Regions from separate parts of the Homo sapiens genome. Here region 1 is linked to region 2. The links are chromatin loops, found by intact Hi-C in ENCODE. Cell type or tissue: K562. All regions are shown on one strand. Each heading gives the region's core, and the rest is flanking DNA. Links, peaks and the distances in the headings are about the cores only.

What was found. A loop is a pair of places that touch in the nucleus more often than their neighbours do. Peaks named below come from ENCODE experiments on the same cell type or tissue, not always from the same donor. Only the 100,000 strongest peaks of a DNase experiment are listed, where the experiment ranks them.
Region 1: a loop joins it to region 2, with 3 times the contacts of the local background. A loop is called at or near these places in 4 of 110 quality-filtered maps.

The regions. Positions count from the first base shown.
Region 1 is chr12:107,670,257-107,682,639 of GRCh38, reverse strand. No RefSeq gene overlaps it. Among named protein-coding and RNA genes, the nearest start is that of PWP1, 9.4 kb to the left of the region's middle. In K562, for the core only: a CTCF peak has its summit at 6,201 (motif pointing left); a DNase peak (open chromatin) is centred at 6,194; H3K27me3 peaks cover 2,537 bases.
Region 2 is chr12:107,906,105-107,918,487 of GRCh38, reverse strand. It overlaps LOC105369964 (a long non-coding RNA gene), which reads right to left and starts at 5,737. Exons shown (of 4, transcript XR_945320.2): 1 at 4,530-5,737; 2 at 3,801-3,854; 3 at 3,466-3,674; 4 at 2,200-2,697. In K562, for the core only: CTCF peaks have their summits at 5,556 and 5,985 (motif pointing left); DNase peaks (open chromatin) are centred at 3,847, 5,577 and 5,977; H3K4me3 peaks cover 460 bases; H3K27me3 peaks cover 2,165 bases.

The DNA.
Region 1 (12,383 bases), core at 2,823-10,822, 240 kb after region 2:
TGCCCTCCCAGGTGCAGCTGCAGCCGCCCGACCAGTGGCTGCAGACCTGGGCCTCCTGCTCCGCAGAGCAGGCAGGAGCTGGGGACAAGTGGGATCCCTGCCCCTCCCAAGTTGGCGGGGTGGGAACTCCCAGGGTGCAGCTGTGGCTGCCCTCTCAGGTGCAGGACTGGGCCATCTATATAGCCTGTGCCCTCAGGGGCCCGGGAAGGGCCCCCACAACTCTGTCACTCAGGGCTGTCTGCTTCTGCTGCCTGACTTCTCTCCTCTCTTGGAACCTGCTCAGATCTTGGAGCGGGCTTGGGGATGAGCGCCAGGGCCATGAATGGCATCAGGAGGCAAATAGATTCCTGGGCTGCGGTTCCCCAGTAAGGCCTGACCTTCAGACCAGGGAGGGCCTGAAAGCTGGGGGCCAGCTCCCAGTTCCGAGGTTGGGAGTAGGGACTCGTGGTACCTCTTCTGGGCTGCCAATGGCCACCCATGGACCAATCGGCATGTACTTCCTCCCCTCTGAGGTCCATAAAAGCCCGGTCTCAGCCAGAGCACGAGAGAGGATGGCCAGAGCAGGGCAGAGGACGCAGAGGATGTTGAGACTATGGGAGGATCAGCTGCAGAGAGCAGCTCTCCTCTGCTGATAGCTGGAGATGATACTACGACTTGCCAGCAGAGAGGAGCCACCCTCTCTAGGGCCTCCTGTCTGCTGACAGCTGAACACTCGATTGGCCGACCTACCTACAGAGAGGAGCTACCCACTGTGGGTCTTCTCTGAGCTGTTCTAACACTTAATAAAGTTTATCTTCAGCTTGTTCACCCTTCACTTGTCTGTGTTCCCCATTCGTCCTGGACTCAGGACAAGAACTCGGGCAAAGGTGCCACCTGCCACAGAGGTTTCTGGCCAGAAAATCGACACCTCAAAGATCCCATAACACCAGCTACTTGGGAGGCTGAGGTGGGAGGATTGTTTGAGACCAGGAGGTTGAGGCTGCAGTAAGCCATGATTGCATCACTGCACTCCAGCCTGGGTGACAGAGTGAGATCCTGTCTCAAAAAAGAAAAATAAAAAGTAAAAAAAAGAAAACCCTGAGTTGCAGGTTTGGTGCTCCCTTCTTGCAGAGTCCAATAACAAGAATGAGGTCTGGTATAAAAAAAGTAAACTTTGGCCGGGTGCAGTGGCTCACGCCTGTAATCCCAGCACTTTGGGAGGCCAAGGCCGGTGGATCACCTGAAGTCAGGAGTTTGAGAGCAGCCTGGTCAACACGGTGAAACCCTGTCTCTACTAAATACACAAAAACTAGCCAGGCGTGCTGGCACATGCCTGTAATCCCACCTACTTGGGAGGCTGAGGCAGGAGAATTGCTTGAACCTGGGAGGCGGAGGTTGCAGTGAGCCAAGATCGCACCATTGCTCTCCAGCCTGGGTGAAGAAGCAAGACTCTGTCTCAGAAAAAAAAGAAAAAAAAAAAGGACTTTTTATTCCAAAGCTAGCTAGCTTAAGGGAAGAAGTATAGGCTTCCTGCCTTAAGGTACCACTTCACTTCTGGGGCAGAAAGCTGGGGCTTTTAAAGGGGGATGTGGCATGAATGGCATGCATGGGAGGGGGCAGGCAAGTAGGGGCCAGGCAAGTAGGGGCCTATGTGACTTGCTTCAGTGCCTTAACTACCAGATGGTTGAGCTGGTGCTTCATGGGCAGAATTAAGTTGTAAAAATGGCGCTTGTCTCCAGATACTCTCCAGGTGAGAGAGTGTTTTGTAGGAGACACCCCATGGTTGTAAATTGACTGTTGTCTCTTGAGGCAGGCTCCTGGTGGGAGAAATTTCCACTCTGGAGCTTTTAAGCACATAGTTAGATAAGCTTGCCCTGTAGAGAGTATCTGGTGAAGGGAAGGTAAAACGTTATAATGGCATTTCTAAAGAGCTAAGTAGGAAGTGGGGAACAGGGGAAAAGGAGAAAAGAGAAAAGAATAATGAAATTTAAAAAATAACTCATTCTCTTAAAAAATGGGGGTGCCTGGTTACATTTCTGTCATCCAAGTTGGAGTGCAGTGGCATGATCATAACTCATTGCAGCCTCGAACTTAACCATTTTTAAGAGTATAGTTTAGTGGTAGTAAGTACTAAATTGCTGAGTTTTGAGGTCATCTTTTAATGCAGCAATAATAAAGCAGGTGAGAAATGTGCTGTATTTAGAATAGAGCGCATGAACTGATTTCTTAGCAGAGGCTGATGTATTAACCCCTGGCTAGGCTCACGTGGGCTCACCTTGTATACGGGAATGGGCTTAGGTTTGAGTATTTGACTCTAGGTCTTTTGCCCCCGTGGGTTGCCTTCTCATGAGCCAGCTTCTGCTCCATGATGGCCCAGTCCCTGTCAGGTTTGCTGTCACAACCAGCATGGTGCCTGGTGCAGGGTGGGCTCTTGATAAATCATAGTTGTTAAATGAGTGAATAAGTTAAATAACAGAAGGTAAGCTAGGACTCCAGTTATTTTGGGCTTGCTAAACTCAGCCTCTTTTACAGGACTTATTTCCGACATTCTGCCACTTCAGCCCAAGCTGTGAATTCCCTTTAAAAATGAAAATCCCATGGCAGCAGGTATGATTAATTCCTTATAATGAGAATTGAAAGAGATTGAGCTTAAGTAGCTCTGTTTCTAAGCCTGATTCTTAGGAACTGATGAACATATTTAAGTCAGAAAAGTCTCTTTGCCAGAGGCCAGAATAAATGTCGTTGGTGGCACGTTGGCTATTCTTAGTTAAGGGTCCCAGAGGATCGAATCCTGGGCCATGCCAGGCTCTTGTTATACCCTATAGCTCAGTGTCATCTGTACTGAGGCTCATAAACATTTTTTTCTAAATGGGCTTGAGTGCTGGGAAGGAAATGAAGCCTATGGTACCCTCCTCCCCCATTGCACGAGGCTCTGTTTCTTGCTCCTCCTCTAGCTGACCCTACAATATTAGCTGATAAGGAGTGGAAGGAATGATAGCTACCACTTACCAAGTGCTAGAGACTTATACCATGAATAGATTTGACAGTGACAAAATCAGGTGTACAAAAATGAAACTTGATTTTTCTAGAACTGAATTGGCATTTTCACAAGGACGAGAGCCGTGAGAGTCTTGTTACCACAGTATTGCCAACACCTGGCAGAGTGCCTGGCACAGCAAATGTCACTAAATATTCGTTGAATAAATGAATAATATTAGAGTTCTAAACTGAAGTTCAAATACATTAGGAAGGCTAGGCGTGGTGGCTCAAGCCTGTAATCCTGGCACTTTGGGAGGCCGAGGTGGGTAGATCACCTGAGGTCAAGAGTTTGAGACCAGGCTGGCCAGTGAAACCTTGTCTCTACTAAAAATACAAAAATTAACTGTGTGTGGTGGTATGCACTTGTAGTCCCAGCTACTTGGGAAGCTGAGGCAGGAGAATCACTTGAACCTGGAAGGCGGAGGTTGCAGTGAGCAGAGATCGATTGTGCCACTGCACTCCAGCCTGGGTGACAGAGCAAGACTCTGTCTCAAAAAAAAAAAAAAAAAAATCAGGAAACTTGCCCAGCGTCATAGAGTTAGCAATGGCAATATACTAACCCGACTCCTGAGATAGGATCCTGTCTGTCATGTGACACAAGTTTTCTGGTAGAGTTGTTCATCAATTCATTCATTCATTCGTTGGTCTGTCAGGACTCTATTGAATGCAATTGACAGCTAACCGACTCCATTTGCCTTGGGCAAGAAAGAGAATGTATATGCTTAGTAGCTCAAGAACCTACTGACATAAATAGCTTCAGACATAGCTGGATCTAGGGGCTGAAACCACTGTCATCAGGATTGGACCTCTCTTCTATATTTAGTTTCTGTCTTACAATCTGTTCACTTAACATTAAGCCATCAGGAGCTTCAGGCTTGATGCATCTTTACTACTTGCAACCTCGGCAGAAAAAGCACTTGCATTTCTCTCTACTTCTCTCTCATTTGCCTCTTCAGTTCTGGAATGATCACCAGTCACTGTGGTCAGGAGAAGGTGATGCTCTGCTCAGCAAAGCCTGAGCCTCATGCCCAGCCCTGGAGCCAGAGAGAGAATTAGCTGTACAGGGAACACAGAGTTGGCAGCAAGAATTCTCTGGAGGAAACTTGGGGTGCTGCTGTGAGGAGGCAAGAACTGTCACCCATGACATGCAACAATTGTTTTCTTTGCCATCTTTATGCAGGACAGTTTGGGAGACAGGGAGCTACAAAAATGAACATGACACAGCCCTTCCCTCTGAGGGCTCTGTATTCTAATATAGGATCAGAGGTTTATGGTCAAGGGAAAATTAAATAAGACATGCAAGCAAATGTGGTTGTGACAGCCTGATTGGTGACTGCTTCATCCTATTCACCGTCAAGTTGCTGGGTGACAGCTGAGGATTCTGACCATCTACCCTTTACCAGCAACTGCATTCCCTCAGTCCCCTCCTCCTTGATGCCACCACTATCACCACCTGTCAGAAAAACTCCTTTCCACAGACTTGGGTAGTTTTCTGCCCCCTCTAGCTTCTGTGTAACACCTCAGCGTTAAAGTGAAACTTCAACCCTATAAGCTTTCCAACTCAAGTTCTACCTTGGTTTTCTGCTCCAGTCTGTCTCCAGATGACCAGCTATGTGGTTCCAGGGTCACAATCCCAGAGGTGAGGCTATAGCAGTATGAATGAGGAGACAGGGAAGAGGGGTGACAGGGAGCCAGAAGATGCAGTCTTGCTGTGGGTGGTTGGTTAGGGAGGCACAGGGCGGTGGGTAGGGGCGTAGGATGATGAATGACATCATCTGACTTAGATTTCAGGTCATTCCAACTCCCGTGTGTGGAATGTGGGGGTGGGGATGGTGGGGTGGGCAGAGCGAATGTGGGGAGAACTATGAGGAGGTTATTGCAGTAATGAAGGGGCAGATGCCGGTGACTTGGACAAGAGTGTTGCCTGGCGGAATCAAGGGAAGTGGAGAAAGATGCCATCTCCTGATGGGAAGATCTGTCAAGAATTTGTGGCCACATTTAATCTACCACAGCTGAGGAGACTAACGAGAAGAAGGAGGTGACTGATCTAAGACCACACATCATCTAAGCGTCAAGATGGGGGACAGAGCCTGTGTTTTCCGTCTTCAGTCCTGTGTGGTTCCTTCCACACCCACGCCACCTCTTTTGGAAGGAAAGACAGAAATGCGTGCCCAGGGAAAAGTGAAAGGCTCCACCAAAGCCCTGGATATAATGAAATTAATCACATCCTTGCCATCGGAAACCCCACCTGATATGATGTGGCTGTGTCCCCACCCAAATCTCACCTTGAATTGTAGCTCCCATGATTCCCATGTGCTGTGGGAGGAACCTGGCGGGAGATAATTGAGATAATTGAATAATGGGGGTGGTTTCCCCCATACTGTTCTCATCATAGTGAATAAGTCTCATGAGATTTGATGATTTTATAAGGAGAAACCCCTTTCTCTTCATTCTCATTTTTGCTCTTGCCTGCTGCTCTGTTAGACGTGCCTTTCACCTTCCGCCGTGATTGTGAGGCCTCCCCAGCCACGTGGAACTGTGAGTCCACTAAACCTATTTTTCTTTATAAATTGCCCAGTCTCGGGTATGTCTTTATCAGCAGCATGATTCTGAGAGGACAGGGAAATGGACCAGACTGTTCATGAGAAGCAGAGGAAGGATGGGCTGGGCAAAGGTTTTGATCTCCCCATTTGTGATGCCAGAGGAGAAAGGAGGATCTGAGCATGGTTACTGCGCCCCTCGAGCCAGGCTTTGGCAGGCGTCAGTCACCATGTAGGGTCAGGCTGAGTGGACACCGGTCATATGTTTGTCTTCTCCACTAGATGGTCTTTTCCATCTTAGCATGCCCAGGGCCTGGGAGAGAGTACACGCCAAATAAATACTGGAAGAATAAATGGAAGATGACTTCTCAGACCTTGTTAAGGATGGGATGGTGTACTTGTTGCATGGCTGTGAGATTCATCACAGAAGCAAAGAATTTGTTGCCGGATGATAATTACAGCTCCTAAGTACTGCGTTTAGTGTTGAATTCCCATGCCTGGTATACAGAGTGGGTGCTGAGTAAATATTGAATGAATGAATGGTTGAGTGAAACTTCTCAATCCCTCACGTATGAGCCAGATTCATGCTCTTCAATAGAAAAAAAAATTAAATTCTTGGGAACCCAAGAATGCAGAAGTGTGGCTCCACCTAGTGGACACTCCAGGATTATGCCTGGAATTTTTTTTTTTTTTTTTTTTTTGAGAGTAGTTTAGCTCTTGTTGCCCAGGCTGGAGTGCAATGGCAGGATCTCAGCTCACTGCAACCTCTGCCTCCCGGGTTCAAGCGATTCTCCTGCCTCAGCCTCCCGAGTAGCTAGGATTACAGGCATGCGCCACCACACCCGGCTAATTTTGTATTTTTAGTAGAGACGGGGTTTCTCCATGTTGGTGAGGCTGGTCTTGAACTCCTGACTTCAGGTGATCTGCCTGCCTTGGCCTCCCAAAGTGCTGGGATGACAGGCTTGAGCCACCGCACCTGACCCTTTTTTTTTTTTTTTTTTTTTTTTTAAAACAGGGTCTGGCTCTGTCGTCCAGGCTGGAGTGCAGTCGTGTGATCCGCACTCACTGCAACCCTTTCCTCCTGGGCTCAAGAGCTCCTCCCACCTCAGCCTCCCGAGTAGCTGAGCCTACAGGTGCACACCAACATACCTGACTAATTTTTGTATATTTTGTAGAGACGGGTTTCCAACATGTTGCCCAGGCTAATCTTGAACTCCTGAGCTCAAGAATCTCCTGCCTCTGCCTTCCAAAGTGCTGGGATTACAGGCATGAGCCACCACACCTAGCCTATGCCTGGACCTTGAACATTTTTTTCCCACATGTTTTGTTCTGTGTCTTCTCCAGTTGTTCCTGCTTTACCCACTTTGCCACAGACCACCAAGTATGGCAGCGTGGCCCTGCAGGTGGGCAGAAGCCTATCTGGAGCCCTGAAATGGGCAAGAAGCTGTAGGGGGCAGAGTCGACTAGATGAGTTGGCTTAGAGCTGCCAATGCTATGCACAGGACATTGGACCAGGTGTGCTGAGGACTGTCAATAGTTTGCTGTGTGGCCCTGGGCAGCCCACTTTCTGTCTCTGAGCCTCACTTTTATTATCTAAGAAGGCGGAGGCTGAGATCAGACACAGCTGTGATGACTGAGCCCTTTCCTTGTGTCCTCAGGGCTAGTTCTCAGATTCCAACATAGCCTCGCTTGACTGGTGGGGACCATTAGGCTTTAGGTTAAAGTAGGGAGCCCAAGGCTTCACAGCTAATAAGGGTCAAAGCCTGGAATTGAACTTGGATCTGCTTGACTCCAATGCCTGAACCACTCTTTATAGACTTTCTGAAGCCTTTCTATGATTCTGCACATCTACTTGAGTCTGCCCCTCTCCTTATGAGAGGCTACATATGAAAATGGTAAGGGTGGTGGCCTCTGGAGCAGAACTTTCTCAGTTTGAATCCTTATTCTACTTACATACCTACTCCTGAGGTGTGTGACCTTGCGCAAGTCACTCAATCACTCTCCGTTTTGGTTTCCCCATCTGTAAAATAGGAAGATGACAACAAAATGTTGCTATAAAAGTTTACACATGGCACACACCTGTAATCCCAGCACTCTGGGAGGCCGAGGCAGGTGGATCGCCTGAGGTTGGGAGTATGAGACCAGCCTGGCCAACATGGTGAAACCCCGTCTCTACTAAAAATATAAAAATTAGCCGGGCGGGATGGCAGGCATCTGTAATTCCAGCTACTCAGGAGGCTGAAGCAGGAGAATCGCTTGAACCCAGGAGGCTGAGGTTGCAGTGAGCTGAGATTGCACCACTGCACTCCAGACTGGGTGACAGAGCGAGACTCCATCTCAAAATAATAATAATAATAATAATAAAAGTTTGAACACACGCACACATCACTTAGAATGCTACCCAACATATCCAGTTTTTATGTTTTAACTATACATAGTTATACGTATATGTATATAAACATGTAAGTACTTGTATGCTTTAACTATTATTTCCTGCCTCTGAACTTTTGTTGCTCCTTATGATATAGCCTCAAAAAGCTGTAAATTTTGATCTTTAATATTATTTCTAAGTAAGTATATTTATAGTTACAGAGACACACTGACAGGACCAAGGAAAAGAAAGCTTCCTTCAGGTTGTACCCTACTGTAAGGCAATCCTGTCTCTAGGGCACTGTGAATTAATACATAAATTGTATAAATATTGCAATTATATTGTGAATGGTACAAGTACATTGCATTCCATTGCTGGGGGGGGGGGTAAAAGGGATAATTTCTTATATGCAAATATTTATATATCTTATGTGCAAATATTTAAAATAAATAGAAATTTTTATAATCTTATTTTGGCCTCTTTTTGTACTTTTGTACTTTTTTTTTAGTAGATTCGGATTTCACCATGTTGGCCAGGCCGGTGTCAAGCTCCTGACCTCAAGTAATCCTCCTGCCTCGGCCTCCCAGAGTGCTGGGGTTACAGGTGTGAACCACCACACCCGACCTCTTTTTGCCCTTATAATTGGAGCCTCCAAAATGGATGTGACCTGGATTTCTCTTGACCTCCCAGAAGCCCTAATCTAGGCCAAAGTACCAGGATTGGAAGAAGCTAAAAACCCCAGAAATCCCTCTGAAGGGCCGAACTGTCAATACCTGAGCTCTGGTATCATAAGTTGCCCCGTGATGACACAGCCGAATGGGATTGGACTTGGCTCAATCTAGCTCATCCCAGAAGCTGTTCATGTTGCTTTTCCTGTGGTTGGAGAAACCATGGAGGAAGTGCTGGCCCCTATTCCTTCAATATTGCTGTGAATGTTCCTTTGCTTTGCAGTGAATGGAGGCTCAACCCCATCTCCCAGAACAGAGCTTCTTAACCTCAGCACTACTGACATTGGGACTGGAGAATTCTGGGTTGTAGAGACTGTCCCACACAGTGTAGGATGTCCAGCAGCATCCCTTGCCTCTGCCCAATAGTAGCAACCCATTGCCAGCTGTGACAACCAAACACGTCTCTAGACATTGCCAAATCTTCCCCAGTAGAGAACCACTGCCACAGAATAAATAGAAGGATTCATGAGGCAGGTAGTTTGCTAAACTTTGTCCAAGTAATGTGATTAGTCTCCCCTGGTCTGATACTTTAGCGAAGGCCGTGATGATGTTGTGTATAGTGGTAGTGGTGTTGGCGGGGAGAGGTTGGCCTTGTATTATCTGGATAATTGATCAGTCCTCCTTCATGCCATGTTGTAGACAGGACCACGGTCTCCTTTGGGTGAAAAGAAACACTTCTTTGTACTACTGAAAAAGTCATGTTTCATTAATATGATGACAGGGACATAACCTAAAGGCTGAAATCTTAGGAGTTTGGGGCATTCTGTAAAAATCGATTTCTTATTATTACTTTTATATTCTCAGAGGACATTTCTAAGGAAGACATTTCAAATTGTGACTTTTGCCCCCTAGATGTACCATTCAGAAGGCCCCCTTTAAGCTGTCTTAATGCATCTGGGCTGCTCTCACAAAAATGCCATAGACTGGGTGGCTTAAACAACAATTTATTTGTCATGGTTCTGGAGCTGGGAAGTCCAACATCAAGGCACCAGCAGATGAAGTATCTGGTGAGAGCCTGCTTCCTGGTTCATAGACTGCTGTCTTCTCACTGTGTCCTTACATGGCAGAAGGGGTGAGGGAGCTCTCTGGTGTCTCTTTTATAGGGGCACTAATCTCATTCATGTGGGCTACCCTGTCATGACTACGCATCTCCCAAACACCCTGTCTCTTAATACCATCACATTGATGATTATGAATTTTGGGGGAATACAGTCACTCAGTCTATAGCACAAGCCTTACAAAAACTTCCTTCTCTTGAATCCCTTTCTCTGCTCTTTCCCCTTAGTGGCCCATCTGTCCTACTTTGGGCACAAGCTGGTTTTGGCAAACCTCACACATGTGTATGTGCTTTTAGAAAAAGCCCTTAACCTTCTGTGTCATCATTCTCCAGAATGGAATGGTTTTTGTCTAATGATTGGTAAAGAAGCTATTCATAAAGTTGTCAGCAGAAACAGGTGGCTGGAAAGGATGATTGCTTGCACAGTGTTCTAAAGCTTTTTCACAGCGTTCCCCTGGTGAGAGACAGCAGGGTGAAAAAACATCTAATGGGTAAGGTAATTTAACAGAAATTCATAGCGGGTTTGAAAAACATCTCACACCTCTAGTGAGAGGAGAAATCATTGGCAATAGATGGGTGCACAAATGACTTTCAGAAAATGCCTCAGAGAACATGGAGTTCTTAAAATGACTTATTACAGATGAATACAAAGACATCTTAAGGATCTTACCTGAGTCCTGACCATATATATAGATGATCTTTTTTTTTTTTTTTTTTTTGAGAGTCTCGCTGTGTCATCCAGGCTGGAGTGCAGTGGTACGATCATGGCTCACTGCAGCCTCGACCTCTCAGGCTCAAGCAATCCTCCCCACTTCTCCCACTTCAGCTTCCCAAGTAGCTGGGACTACAGGTGTGCACCACCACACCCAGCTAATTTTTTATTCTTTTGTAGAGATGGGGTCTTACTATGTTATCCAGGCTTGTCCCAAACTCCTGGGTTGAAGTGATGCTCCCGCCTTGGCCTCCCAAAGGGCTAGGATTACAAGCATGAGGCACCATGCCTGGCCTAGATTGTCTTTTTTTTCAGGCATCATTTCAAGTATCCTCTGAGAGAGAGGAACAGAAGAACCTGATACCATTGCAGTGACCTGGGAGAACAGAGCAGTCCTTCTCAGACCTCAGTGTGCTCAGCACTGGGCCTCTGGTTAAAATGCAGATTCCATGTAGTAGGTCTGGAATCGAGGCTGACATTCTGCATTGCCAACAAACTCCCAATGATGCAGAAGCGACTGTCCGGCTCCACTTTGGAAAGCCAGGAAGTAGAGTACTTATTTGGGAAAAAGCTACAAATGCTCACACAGTTGGAGAAGCAGTGATCCAGCAGAGAAGTTACTTGACTTGCCCAAAGTTGCAAACAACAGTGAGAGTGAGTGAGATCTGTGGCTGGCGCTCCTGGTTCCTGAGCCCGTGTTCAAGTCTAGATTACGCTGTTTCCCTCATTCCAAGTACAAGGAGTAGCTGCTGCACTGTGACCTCCCCATTGGACAATGAAAGGATTTTACGCCCCACTTCAAGCTGCATCCTACCCAAATCTACCTAATGAGCCATTACCCTTCTTTAAAACAACTGTGTGACCAGACCACTTAGGAGTGTGGAGTGTGACCACTTAGGACTCCACACAATGAGCCAGAACCGTCCAACTCAAGGCTGGTGTTTCTGAAGGCTTGCACTGGGAGGAGCGCCCCCTGCCGCTCAGCCCTGAGTCCACAACCCCACCTGCACGTTGCTCAATGTCCTGACCTCCTGCTGTCTCAACATCAGAGCTATTTACCGATTTCCTCTCTTTGCTAAAACAACAACCACCACAACAACAAACTTCTCATGAACTGGGGTTTCTCAATCTGCCCTCGTACTTTTGCTCCCCAAGAATTCAGTGCTGTATGTACAGTGGGAAATGGAAACAATAGAACCATGTTTCAGCTGAAACTGGCACAGTTAAAAAAAAACACCAACCACGAAAAAACTAGAATGCCTACATAAGCTTGGGGATTTTTTCGTGCTTTATGCTTAAGACGCTTTTGAAAGGTTGCAGCTAAAAGTAAAATTTGTTTTGATAGCATTCTCAGCAACAGAAAGCAAATGAATCTCTTGTCCTCCCCATGGAAGTAAAAAGAAGGAGCCCAGTTGCTGCTCTGGAGAAAGTGGCCATGGAATTTACCTTCTCTGTCCTTAGAATGAAAGGCCTCAAAGCAGCCTTCGTTTGCAGGCTTTGCAGGACTTTGCTGATGTAAAAAGCCTTAGAAGCCGTTGAGTCTTTGAAGTCTTTCTTGGCTCTAACAGGAGGCTAAAAGCCAAGTCTCTCGAATTCGGCTTGTTCCCTGGGCCTGGAAAGAGACTGAAATCCATCTTGGTGGCCACCCAACCACACCTGCTCCACCACACCCTGCGATAACAGAGTGAGACCCGGAGGCCAGGAGATGCCTTTTGGGGGTGTGTCCTTGGTAAGTGAGGCGCATCACTGAGTGACTGTTTGGGGTGAAATCAGCCTTTAGGGAACATTTCTCAGATACTTTTCTTGCTTTACCAAACAAGGCTGAGCATCCAGGTTGGTGGGACCTCGGCCCAATAAAAGCCAAAAATCCGAGTTAGTGTATTAGTACAGAGAAAAACAAAGTGAGTATAAAGAAAAAAGTATTTAAAAAATCTGAGTTAGGAAAGGTGCAGGCTCA
Region 2 (12,383 bases), core at 2,166-10,165:
GTCTGCCTCCTGGGAAAGGGCTGACCAGCTCACCTGTCTCTACCAAACTAGGATCGAAGGAATTAGAAATGGTGGTGCTCAGGTGGGTGCAGAGCAGCATCTAGTGGACTAGAAGGGGAACTGACGAAGTGTCAGAATGGCATTGGGAAGAGAAAGTTTGAAGGCTGGGACAAAGGTTGACAGAGGAGCCAGGAAGGAAGCCTGCATGCTGGATGTCCCCAGCGGGGAGATCAGATGAGGTCCCTTAGAAGTCAACAGGACCTCAAGCCCCCATGTGCTAGCTGAGGGCGTCCCTCTTCTACACCCAAGCCTCCCTGGGTGCTGGGTCTCTGGGTCCTGTGGGCTCAGGGGCCCATATTTCTCAAGTTCTGCTCTGTGTCCAGCTGAGGGCACTGACCCCACTGCCACAGTCCCCAGTGCTCAGATGCCAGGGAGGTAGAGGGCTGTGTGCCAGGGCACAGCCAAGGCATCCTCCACTGCTCTGGGCCACAGGTGGGCAGCTGAGCCCCACATCCCACTAACACCAGGTCCTGGGATTTCTGGCTCTGCCCATTTTTTCTCTCAGCCTCCATTCCAACCACGTGGATCAGCAAGGAGGAGCACCATGCTGTCCCTTCACCTTTGTCCATCCTCCTTTTCTCCCCGTCATCTTCTGCAGAGGAGATCCCAATAGGAGCCCCTCACAGAGTTATGAAGGGCAAATGGGATAACTCAAGTAAAGTGCAAAGCAGGTACACAGTAGTGCTCAAGAAATGGGAGCCACTACTACATCTTCATCATCACCATCAGGACAGGCACACGGTAGTGAGTGCTCAAGAAATGGAAGCTGTTACTGCATCTTCATCATCACCATCAGGATAGGCACACAGCAGTGCTCAAGAAATGGAAGCCAGTACTACCATCTTCATCATCACCAACACGACAGGCACACAGTGAGTGCTCAAGAAATGGAAGCCATTACTGCCATCTTCATCAGCACAATCAACCAGAGAAAGAGCCCACTATGTTTGAGAAAAGCATTTATATGTTGATAAAAATTTCCTTGTTATATTTATCATTTACAGTCAGTAGTAAGAACATTAAAAAGTTAAAATATAGGTGCCAGATGTTAGTTTCATTCCTGTGAATTTATTGAAATAACAGACAAGTAAATACAATTCTATTTGTCAGTGAAAAATATTTTTTAAAATCTTGTCAAGTGTAAATTTTACTAATAGGGTAAGTCCTCACCTAATGTCATTAACAGATTCTTGGAAACTGCAACTTTAAGTGAAACAATGTACTACAACACCGATGTTACCATAGGCTAATGGATATTAACTAGAGTTAAGTTTCTACAGGCATATTTCTGGCCACAAAAACATCACCAAACTTTTTTTTTTTTTTTTTTTGAGATGGAGTCTCGCTCTGTTGCCCAGGCTGGAGTGCAGTGGCGCAATCTTGGCTCACTGCAAGCTCCGTCTCCCGGGTTCACGCCGTTTTCCTGCCTCAGCCTCCCGAGTAGCTGGGACTACAAGCACCTGCCACCACGCCCAGCTAATTTTTTCTATTTTTAGTAGAGACGGTGTTTCACTGTGTTAGCCACGATGGTCTCGATCTCCCGACCTCGTGATCCGCCCCCCTCAGCCTCCCAAAGTGCTGGGATTACAGGCGTGAGCCACCGCGCCCGGCCAAACATCACTAAACTTCTAAATGAAGACCAAAACATTTCTAGTATTAAACATTGAAATAAATGTGAGCTATACATACACTTAAGAAAGATTAATAAAAACAAGTAAGATAATCATTAACCCAGTAATTCCAATTCAGGGTTGCAGGTGGCCACAGCCTATCCTGGCAGCTCAGGGCACAAGGCAATAAACCACACTGGACAGGATGCCATCCCCTCACAGAGCACACTCACACCCACACCCACACTCACTCAGATGGGGCCATTTTATTTATTTTTTTTGAAACAGAGTCCCTCTCTGTCACCCAGGCTGGTGAGCAGTGGCGTGATCACAGCTCACTGCAGTCTTGACCTCCCAGGCTCAGGTGATCCACCCACCTCAGCCTCCCAAGTAGCTGGGACTACAGGGGTGCACCACTACCCCCCGATAATTTTTGTATTCTTTGGAGAGATAGGGTTTCACCATGTTGCCCAGGCTGGTCTTGAACCCTTGGGCTCAAGTGATCCTCCCTCCTTGGTTTCCCAAAGGGCTGGGATTACAGGTGTAAGCCACCACACCTGGCCCAGACTGGGCCCATTTAGACATGCCAATTCACTTGATGTGCACATCCTGGGAATATGAGAGGAAACCAGAGAGCCAGAGAAAACCCATGAACACATGGGGAGAATGTACAGACTGCACCCAGATGATGGCCTTGGCTGGGAATTGATTTTTCTTTTTCTCACCAACATTATAATGAAACATTTTAGTATTATTCCAGGACCTGCTGTACAGTAACTTTAAAGGACTGAAGAGCAGAAAACTGACATTTATTGACTGTCTACTATTTCCAAGAGCTACCATTCCCAGCCACTTTTTAATCATCACCACAACTTTATAAGGCAGGGATTATTAGCCCCGTTGTTGGAGAGAGGCTCAGAGAAGTGAAGTGACTTGTCCAAGGTCACACAGCAAGTGAGATGACCAGAACTTAAACCTAGGTCTGTCTGAGTTCAGCCCTTCACAAATCACCATGCTGCCTCCCTCTCTTCAAAACATAAAGCAAACAAATAAAACAATTCACTATTTGCCTGGGAAATTGTTGGCAAGAGCAAGACAGGATTGGAGGAAAATGTATTCCCAGACATACTGTAAACCTCCTGACTCCACTGGACAACTTCTTTTGGGGCCTGAGAGCAACAGTTGCTGGGATTCCCTTCATCCACCACAGCATCAGGTGTGGGCCAGGGTCTGGTTGCTGAAGGGTCCAGCCAGAGGTCCCAACCATCCCATGTCTGTGCCACCCCTGGTGCAAGGGACAGTAGATTCTCCCAGGCAGGAGCAGAGAACCACTGGGACTAACATGCAGGCACCGGAGAAATGGATTGTGTGTGTGTGTGTGTCTGCTCTGTGTGTGTGTATATATATACACACATATATGTGTATATATACGTATATATACACATATGTATACACACATATATATACACACATATGTATATATACACATATATGTATACATATATGTATATATGTGTGTGTATGTGTGTGTGTGTGTATATATATGTCTGTTTTTCTCCCTCTTTTCCTCCATCCTCTCTCTCTCTCCATTCCTTCTTAGCCCTGTCCCTGACCCTGTCCTTCTGCCTCCCTCTCTATCTTCCTCTCCCTCTCCCTCTTGGTTCTCTCCCTTCTCACTCTCCCCTTGAATTGCTCCCCCATCTCTGCTTCTCTCTCTACTTGCTGCTCCATCTTTCCCAAATGTCCTCCCAGTGTCCAGGGCAGATGTCACCACTCAGTTCCCTAGCTTACATACCCTCACACACCATTCCTGCACAGACAGACCAGCATTCATAAATCCTAAGTCTTAGTTCCCGGGAGAGAAGCAAGAGTGGGCCCAATGCGGGTCAAGGGTCCACCCCAGGTCTTCTCGGCCATGCCAAAAATTCAGCTGCCTCCAGGAGACTCTCCATCACCTTCTCCTTCTTCTCCTCCTTCCCATCACATTCCAATGAACTCCACGACCTGCACAGGATGAAGGCAGGTCAGGACCTGTGTTTTGTCTAGGCTCGAAGCCTGGTTAGGCCCTAGCTCAGTGCGTGGACTATGGAGCCAGACCACATGGGTTCAAATCCCACTTCAGCAACTTACAAGTCGGTGACCTGGGCCAGGGGGTTAATCCTTTGAGTGTCTCAGCTCCTCCATCTGCAAAACAGAGATAAGAATAGTGCCCCCTCCTCAGAGCTGTTGTGAGGATAAAATGCAGATGAGTATATGCGAGGAACTCAAAACAGCGCCCAGCACACAGAAAACCCTGTGTTGTCGATCACCATCATCTTTACATGATGACAGAGGCAGAGCCCAGGCAGCCCCTCAAGAGGCCAGTCAATACCCTCCAGGAACACATGTGCAGTGGAGCAAGTTGGGTTTATTACTCCTTGCAGGGACAAAAAGCATGCACCATGGGGGAACTGTGGGGTGTCAGTTTTAGGTTGGTCATTTGGGGCTAGGTGTCAGTAAGCAGTGGCTCCATAGTGATTGGATGCTGCCACGAACCCACTGGAAGGAAGAAACTCCGGATACATCTGAACATCTGAAGGAACAAACTCCGGACACACCATCTTTAAGAACTGTAACACTCACCACGAGGGTCCGTGGCTTCATTCTAGAAGTCAGCAGACCAAGAACCCACCAGAAGGAACCAATTCCGGACACACCAGGGGCAGATATTACACTATCTAGTTCATGTAGGGGGCAATGTCTCCTCATGCAGCAGGAAATGGGGAATGATGGAGGCCCGTTCCAGGACATGCTAGGAAATTCCCAAGGAAGTGGGGGCTATGCCCAGGGAGGTTGCATAATCTTGAGCAAATCACTTACACATACATCTTCGCCCATTCTCCAAGCAAGCTTTGCTTTACAGGACCCCTGGCAGCCATTTTTCCTAGCAGCCTTAAACAGAGGAAATTCCAGCTCAGAAAACTCAAATTTCAATTTTTGAACATGAAAATAGCAGGAAGGACCTGGAAGGCCACTTACAGCAGCCCAAAGAGTGAGGAAGTTAGATGCTGCCTGGAGGACTTCCCAGCCCTCTCCTCAGCCCAAGGAGAAGAGGATAAATCCCTCTCTGCCCCACACTGTCTCCTTCCCTGTCAGCAGAGGAAAGCCTGCTGGAGAAAGAATGGAAGGTGCCCCTTACAGGGCTGGGCAGAAGCAGAGAGGATTTATTCCAAGGGGTAGCCTCGTCCTGCAGAAATGGAGCCCTCCAGGGATCTGGATAGACTCCTGGGGACAGGCTAGTGCCTTCTTAGAGTGCAGCCTTTAACCCTAGGGGGACTGGGAGGAGGAAGTGCAAGACGCCTGGCAGGTTCTGCGCTTCCAGGATGAGCTGCTTCCAAACCATGAAAACATATCATCATTTGAAAGGGATGTGGGGCTTCAAGGCTTGTAGATGGAATACATATGACAACCATAACATAAAGAGCCACATGAATGTATATGACTGTTAGGCTTTCACATATTACTCGAGTTGGTAAGATACACCTCTTATTAGACTGAAAAGTGTGGCATAAATATTCTAATCCCCAGAACAACCACCTAAAAATAATTCCATACACATTCAAGACAAAATGGATAAAATGAAAAGTCCTATGTCAAGGAGATAAGACTAATGCAACCAAAACCATCTACATACAGGTTATGGGTGAATAAACATCCACCCAGAAGTTTTCATTTCTCTTGGGCAAATACATGGAACAGGATTGCTGGGTTATAAGGGAAGCATGTCTCTCTCCACCTGTCCTCCCCACCACAAGAGACCCCGTCAGAATCTGTTTAGCCCTTGAGGGGCTCTTCCCAATTCCGCTGGAGAAAGGGCAGGACATCTCGAGGGTGCTGACCCCAAAGCTGCCACCTGATGGCGCAGCAGTTCTCGCCCTCCTAGCCCAAGGGATCCCCGTCCTACGCCGTCCCCTGTCAGCGCTGGGGCCCCAGTGCGGGAGGGCCAGCTGCATTTCCCCATGAGCCTGTCTCCCTCATACCAAACACCCTCCACCGGCAGCTGCCCCCTGTGCACATTCCTAGGGTGATCTCTGCCCCCTCCCTTTCCTCCCCGGTGCGCCTTCCTTGCGGGTTCCATGAGCATGCGCGCCCATTCTTGGCTCACACATTCCAAAGGTGCATCCCAGCAACAGGCCCAACAGTGCAGGATGAGCCTTTGGCTGAGTTGGCAGCCAAGGAGAACTCGCCAACCTCGCTGTGCTGCCAAGACCTGACTTGACACTACTGCTCCCCTTTGCCCGTTACCCGTGAAAGCTTTGCTCCACAGCGCCCCCTGCAGGGGGCTGGCAGGGCAGCTGGCTGCCTGCCCTTGGCCCGTTCCTTGGCTGCCCCGGCTTCTGCACTTACCCTTGGTCCTGGACCAACTCCAAGAATTCAGTGACTTTACACTGGCTTTTCTTAGAGCCTCTTGGAGACAACATCCTAAGATACTGCAGACCCTGTGTTTTGTTTTTGGTTTTGAAGGCCCTCTGAGGGCCCTCAAATGGACCCTGAGGAAATGGATACCTGAGCAGGACAAGGACCTTGGAGTCACAGAGGTTCTCGATAATTAGAGAAAGGGGCCTGATGATACTGGGGGTGCACAGATCACATTTAGGTCCTTGAGGGTCAATGGAGGCCTCTCTTCTGTCGTGCCCAAGTCTGGGCCTCTGCAGAGAGACCTCCATGCCCAGAAATCAGAAGTCAGATTGAACAAGAAATCCCAGCCTTTCTAGGTGAGCTCCTGCCCCCAAAATGCTGTCTCCAGCTCACACAGCACCACAGGAGGTTTCCCGCCACTGAAGAGGAGGAGGGGGCCAGCCTCATTCCTCTCCCGGCTGCCCCTCCGGAGCTCAAAGACAGTGAGTGAGGAGGGACCCTGGTCTCCCTCTTTGGCTACAGAGGTTTCCCAGAGGAAGATCTGGAGTGAAAAGGCAGCAGATGCAACACAAGGGCAGAAACTCACCTCCAAGAATGGCTCCCTCGCATCCACAGTACTGGCCCCTTCGATGCAAGTTTCCTCTGCTGCCATGCAGGCGAGGGGAGCCTCTGACGCTGTACCTCCCTCCCAGCTGGGGTTCCGACTCACGGCTGAAGACCTGGACCTGGAGAAGGAAACAGTGCTGCTATGCATCAAAAGTGCATTGTGGGGTGAGGCCAAGGCCATCCGGGACTGGGGAGCCTTGCAGCCTTCCCATATTTTGCCACCACCTGCGGCAGCAATGGCTCCTCTGCCCACTGCCTCTCCAGACCCCCTCCACCCTCTGGGACTAATGCACAGGAGGAGGGACGCAGGACGCAAGACTGCCCAGGCCCAGTAGCCCTCCTGGAATCTGCTGCAGTGGCTACCTCTATGCCTCCTGTGTCTGGGAGGAAGCACAGCTCACCAGGGCCCCTGTTCTCCCCCTTAGAGCTCCATCCAGTCACCTCTTCATACTTCCTGGTCTCAGCCTTGCTGACCCTGCTCCCTCCTCATCATCAGGCAGATACAGAGCACTGCAGCAAAAAAGAGAGGGGTCCCAAGCACCACACACTTCGTGGGGGAAGCTTGGGCCTGAACAGCAGTAGTCCCTGTAGCCAGAGCACCCAAACCATGGGACCCAGCGCCAGGAATAATTGTTCGCAGGCACTGTTGCCCATGCTTTTTAAGCCACATCCCTAGAGGGCTACCCAAGCAGAAACCCCACATTTCAAGTTGGGGGCCTAATACCACTTGCAAGCAAGGCTGCCCCTAGGTGCATGCCTGCGCCAGCCTCTGACCCTAGGAACCGTACTTCCCATGTGGGCACAGAAAGGCAGAACCTCACCTTTAGGTCTCCCTCATCCCCTGTCCAGGGTTCTGCAGGGCCTTCCTCCTCCAGGTTGGGTTCCACTCCCTTGGGGTCCAAGAGGGAAATGCTGGTCTGAGAGGAGAACTTCCTGGAGCCAGTGCCCACCCATCCCCCCAGGCTGGACTTTGTGTGAGCCTGTTTAGTTGGGAAATGCAAGGCTAGCCCCTACCTCTGCCATCCTGGAGGGCTAGAGATATAGCATTCCAGTCCCACCCCTTCCCTCGAAGCTTTAGTCTGAAAGTAGGTAGTTTGAGGCTCTTAAATTGTCCTATCCCAGTGGTCAGAGTCCTCATAGCAATAGACAGAGGTAGCATTCCAGTCCCACCCCTTCCCTGAAGATTTAGTCTGAAAGTAGGTGGTGTGAGGCTCTTCAATTGTCTTATCCCAGTGGTCAGAGTCCTCATAGCAATAGACAGAGGGCCCTTGGTTTATTTCACTCCAGTCCTGAAGCAGGTGGGATACTCCCTGCTGCCTACAGTTGACTCTCCTCTCCCGTTTTTTCCCCCAGAACCCTTGTGTGTCTTCTGTGTAACTTATAATAAAGCTTTGTTATTGCTTCTGTACAATAAGAATTCTCATGTCTCTGCTCCATAAATCAAGTGTGAAGAGAGTATTGACTTACATGAGCAGTGACAGATTTAACGGATTAAAATTTCCTGTAACCTACCTAATGGGGTGTGGAAAGCAGCACAGCTCAATGGCTAAAAGGACTCAGTATTAAATAGTGTTTGGGGTTTAAGGGATGGTTTGGGTTTAAGCCCAGGATCAAGTGGCCCCAGGGAAGGCACAGGCGGGGGACTCATCCCTGCCTGTAAGCACAGGTCTCTGACTTGGAGTAGACTGGATCATCCCTAGAAGTCCAGACTCTACACGTTTAGTCTTTTTTAATGTGGATTGCTTTTTCAAACATTTTTGCTTTTAATTCAAACTTGGACAAATCACTTACACATATATCTTACCTAGAGAACATAGGCCCAGCATCAAGTCTCCTGGCCTGGGGCAAACAAGGAAGAAAACTCTCTTCTGTAATCAATAGAAAATTAAGTCTAACTGGATAAAGAATATGTGCTACATATACACCATGGAATACTAGGCAGTCATAAAAAGGAATGAGATCATGTCCTATGCAGGGATGTGGAGGGCGCTGGAGGCCATTATCCTCAGCAAACAAACGCAGGAACAGAAAAGCAAATACCACCTGTTCTGGCTTATAAGTGGGAACTAAATGATGTGAACACATGGACACATGGAAGGGAACAACACAGTGGGGCCTGTCGGAGGGTGGGGAGTGGGAGGAGGGAGAGCATCAGGAAGTATGGCCAATGGATCCCTAGGTGATGGGATGATGTGTGCTGCAAACCACTGTGGCACATGGCATAGGTTTACCTACGTAACAAACCTGCACATCCTGCACAGGCACCGCTGAACTTCAAAGTTGGAAATGTTTAAAAATCTTTTAAAAAGGGAAGGAAAAAAGCTTAATCCTAAGTCTAGAATGTGACATAGTTCAGATTAATTCTTTTCATCTTAAAAGAATCAACTTCTGCCTAAAAGAAGCAGAGTACCTCTAAGTATGTATCTTCCTTTTTTCAAGATTTAGCATGGAGGGCTGTTTGCAGAAAGAGACTACAAAATTCATGATATTTTAACTAAAATAAGGGTAAAAAGTTCATACCCACCCTATAAAGTGCGCATTCACAAGTGATGGACAGGGATAAAGATCTCAGGTAATTTGCCTGAAGTCACCCAAGTAATTAATAACAGGTCTTGGGTACAGAAGATAAGCTGGATTCTAGTCTAAACCACAAGGGCTACAATTCTACCACAAGTTGGGCTGACCCCGAGGCCCAAGCTGTGTCTCCACCCCACCCAAGTGCTAAAAATGCAACCCTTGTAAACCATGTCGCCACTCAGGAAAGTCATCTTACACATGGTAGAAAAAGGCAAGTGCTTTATATCAGTTTATTAAAACATGTATCGAGTGATGATTCTGTGCTAGACCTCTATGCTGGGCACTGAGCATAGAGAGCTGAAAGGCAAGTCTTTTTCTCGGGGCAATTACAATCTAGTGAGACAAATGGATGAAGAACCAATAATGAGAACTTAAGAAATACACGCTAGAGGGAACACTAACCAAGGCTGGGGAAGTTGAAATTGGAGCTGGATATCAAAAGAAGGAGGAAGCAGCCAGGTGGTAAAGGGACATTTTCAGAGAAGGAAGAAGGAGTTTGAGTCAGTGGGACCCTCCACAGAGCTCTCTGAGCTCCTGATAAATACCTATTGAATGAATGAATGAATTGAATGTATAAAAACAAATGAGTATTGTCCAAATCTGAGATATGCCAAAGTCTTGGTTCTTTAGCCTCTAGGGAGTCTGTCACTTGTGACAGAGGCTCAGGCGCATGTATACCTCCCCACACCTTCCCTGCCTTGCTTCTCCCAACAAAGCAGCTCACATTTGCTTTCATACTGGCTACACTGGGGTTTACCTTTGATGTGGCCACCCCTCAACAACACTAAATGAGCTCCTAGGAAGTGCTGAATCCTAGTGCTGAATCCCAGAGCACAGGCTCTGGGGCAGGCTGTGCTGGGTTCAAATCTCAGCACTGCCATTTAATGGCTGAGTGAGCTTGGGCAATGGGGTCAACAACAGTACCTGCCTCAGAGAGTGGTAGGGAGGAAAACATGAGGTGCCTTCTTCAAAGTGCTCAGCAGAGACTGACAAGGTTAAGACATAGGCCACTCAGGCAGGGAGCACAAAATCTAGCCCTAGACTAGACTGGCAATGCGTAGCCAGTTATCTCAGGTTTGCACACACTCAGAACTGGCACAATGCAAATCAGACACCTCTTCCAGACAAAACAGCAAACATGAGTGAAAAAATGGAAGACTCTCATCACTAGTGTGCTGAGACAACAGACAACAACAACTCTTGTCTGTTGAGGATTTGCACTGCACTCAGCCATAATACAGAGCTTTCTCCTGGAAATGTGGTTTATTTCATGATCCAAATGTTGATCCTTTAATCTGTTTCCTAAGAAGCTGCAAAGGAAAAGTGAAGTGAGGAAATGGAGTAGAGAAAAGGAGAGAATATTTTGCCCCATACTTTCAGGTCGTTGACTCTGTGTTGGCTGCTGGGTGTGAGTGACTAGAATCAACTCTTTCTCCTTTCCTATTTTTCTCCTTTCCTACTTTTTCTCCTTTCCTGTTTTGTGTGAAGAATCTAATCCAAGTTCTAAGTCTGAAAAAGGTGTATGAGTATATTAATAGCAATTTCATTTTCCTGACCTCCAATAAATACATGACAAGTAAATATTGCAGAATGATGACTAAAGGGTGCCAAATTATGAGCCTGCCCATATATTCCATGGCTCTCATAGGTGGGCTCTGTGTCAGATTCAGGAAAGGTTGAAATGACTGTGAGCTGCTATTGTAACCTTGGTAGTGGTGGTGGTGGCCACCTGCACAGAGTCATTCTTTGTTGTTAAAAGGAATAGGTCATAGCCCAGAGATGTAATTTTTCAGCCCATGTGGTTCAATGGAGAGAAATATAGCAGAGGCACAAAGTCAGATAGCTGCTCCTCAATAAGAAACCCCAACCACATTTCCAAAATGGAAAAGCTAAGCTGTTCTGAATCAGCTCTTTGCATGCATCTGATGTAGAACTTTCTTCCCCCAGCTCTGCAGTCACTGTACTTCTCAGCTGCATCAAGGTAGCCCCAGTGTTTGTCCCAATTGCTACAGAAACTATGATTTCAAATCCAGAAACTCCTGATGAATCTTAGGGCCTGGAATGAGGCTCTGATTAATTGAATTTTCCAGTTATTTGAGTACTAATCAGAAAATCCTTTGCCTTTCAGTTCCTGTGGCTGAGAATCTTCCAAGAAGTATGTTGGTTCCCTCTTCTCATTCTTCACAGCTCCATCACTGAGGAGTTGGGCAGCCTTTCACAGGTTACTTAATGTAATTGCTACAGATGATCGTGTAGCAAATTACCACAAATTTATCAGTTTAAAATAACATATATTGATTATTGTGCAATCTCCACATGTGCGCATGTACACACACACGCACACACATACAGACACAGACACATGCTTAACCAGAAATGGGGAACTAGTGGTACAGACAGGTTCCTAAGAGAGCCCAAAAGATGACTTCCTCGTCTCAGGGAATCAGAATAAGTAATATTTGAGCTGGGTCTAGGAGAGTAAGAAGGAGACCACCAAGGGTCATTATTACACACTTAGAATACTGACTGAAGTGAATTAAGATTTACTGCTCAAAAAACATGACAGAAAAACACTCAAAAGCAGCTTTTCTCACCTGGGTGGTCATCTGTAACATGAAAAACTTATCATCCTTATCCAAATATTAATTATTACACCAAAATTATAAGGTAGATATCAAAAGGGCAGTCATCCCTATAAGGCAAATTTGTACACTTCCTGGCAACGTGGATAGTGGTTCAGATTTCTAGCAGCTGCTGATGCCAAGCCTAGGCAGTAACTAAGCAAGGAACAGAAACCGAGGAAAAAAGAAAAGAAGGGGAAACCTAAGTTTTTGACTCACAAGACAGGTTCTGCTCCCACAGATATCCTTCTGAGAGCTCCCAGGCCCAGAGCTATCTAGAGGGAACATGAGACTATCCACTATCCACAATCCATCATTGCAAGACTGAATAAACAAAACGTGGTCTATGCATTCAGTGGAATATTACTCAGCCATAAAAAGGAATGAAGTACTGTCTTAGTTTGGGCTGTTATCACAAAATACCATAGACTAGGTGGCTTACAAACAATTGAAATTTATTTCTCACTGTTCTGGAGGCTGGAAATCCTAGACCAGGGTGCCAGTATGGTCA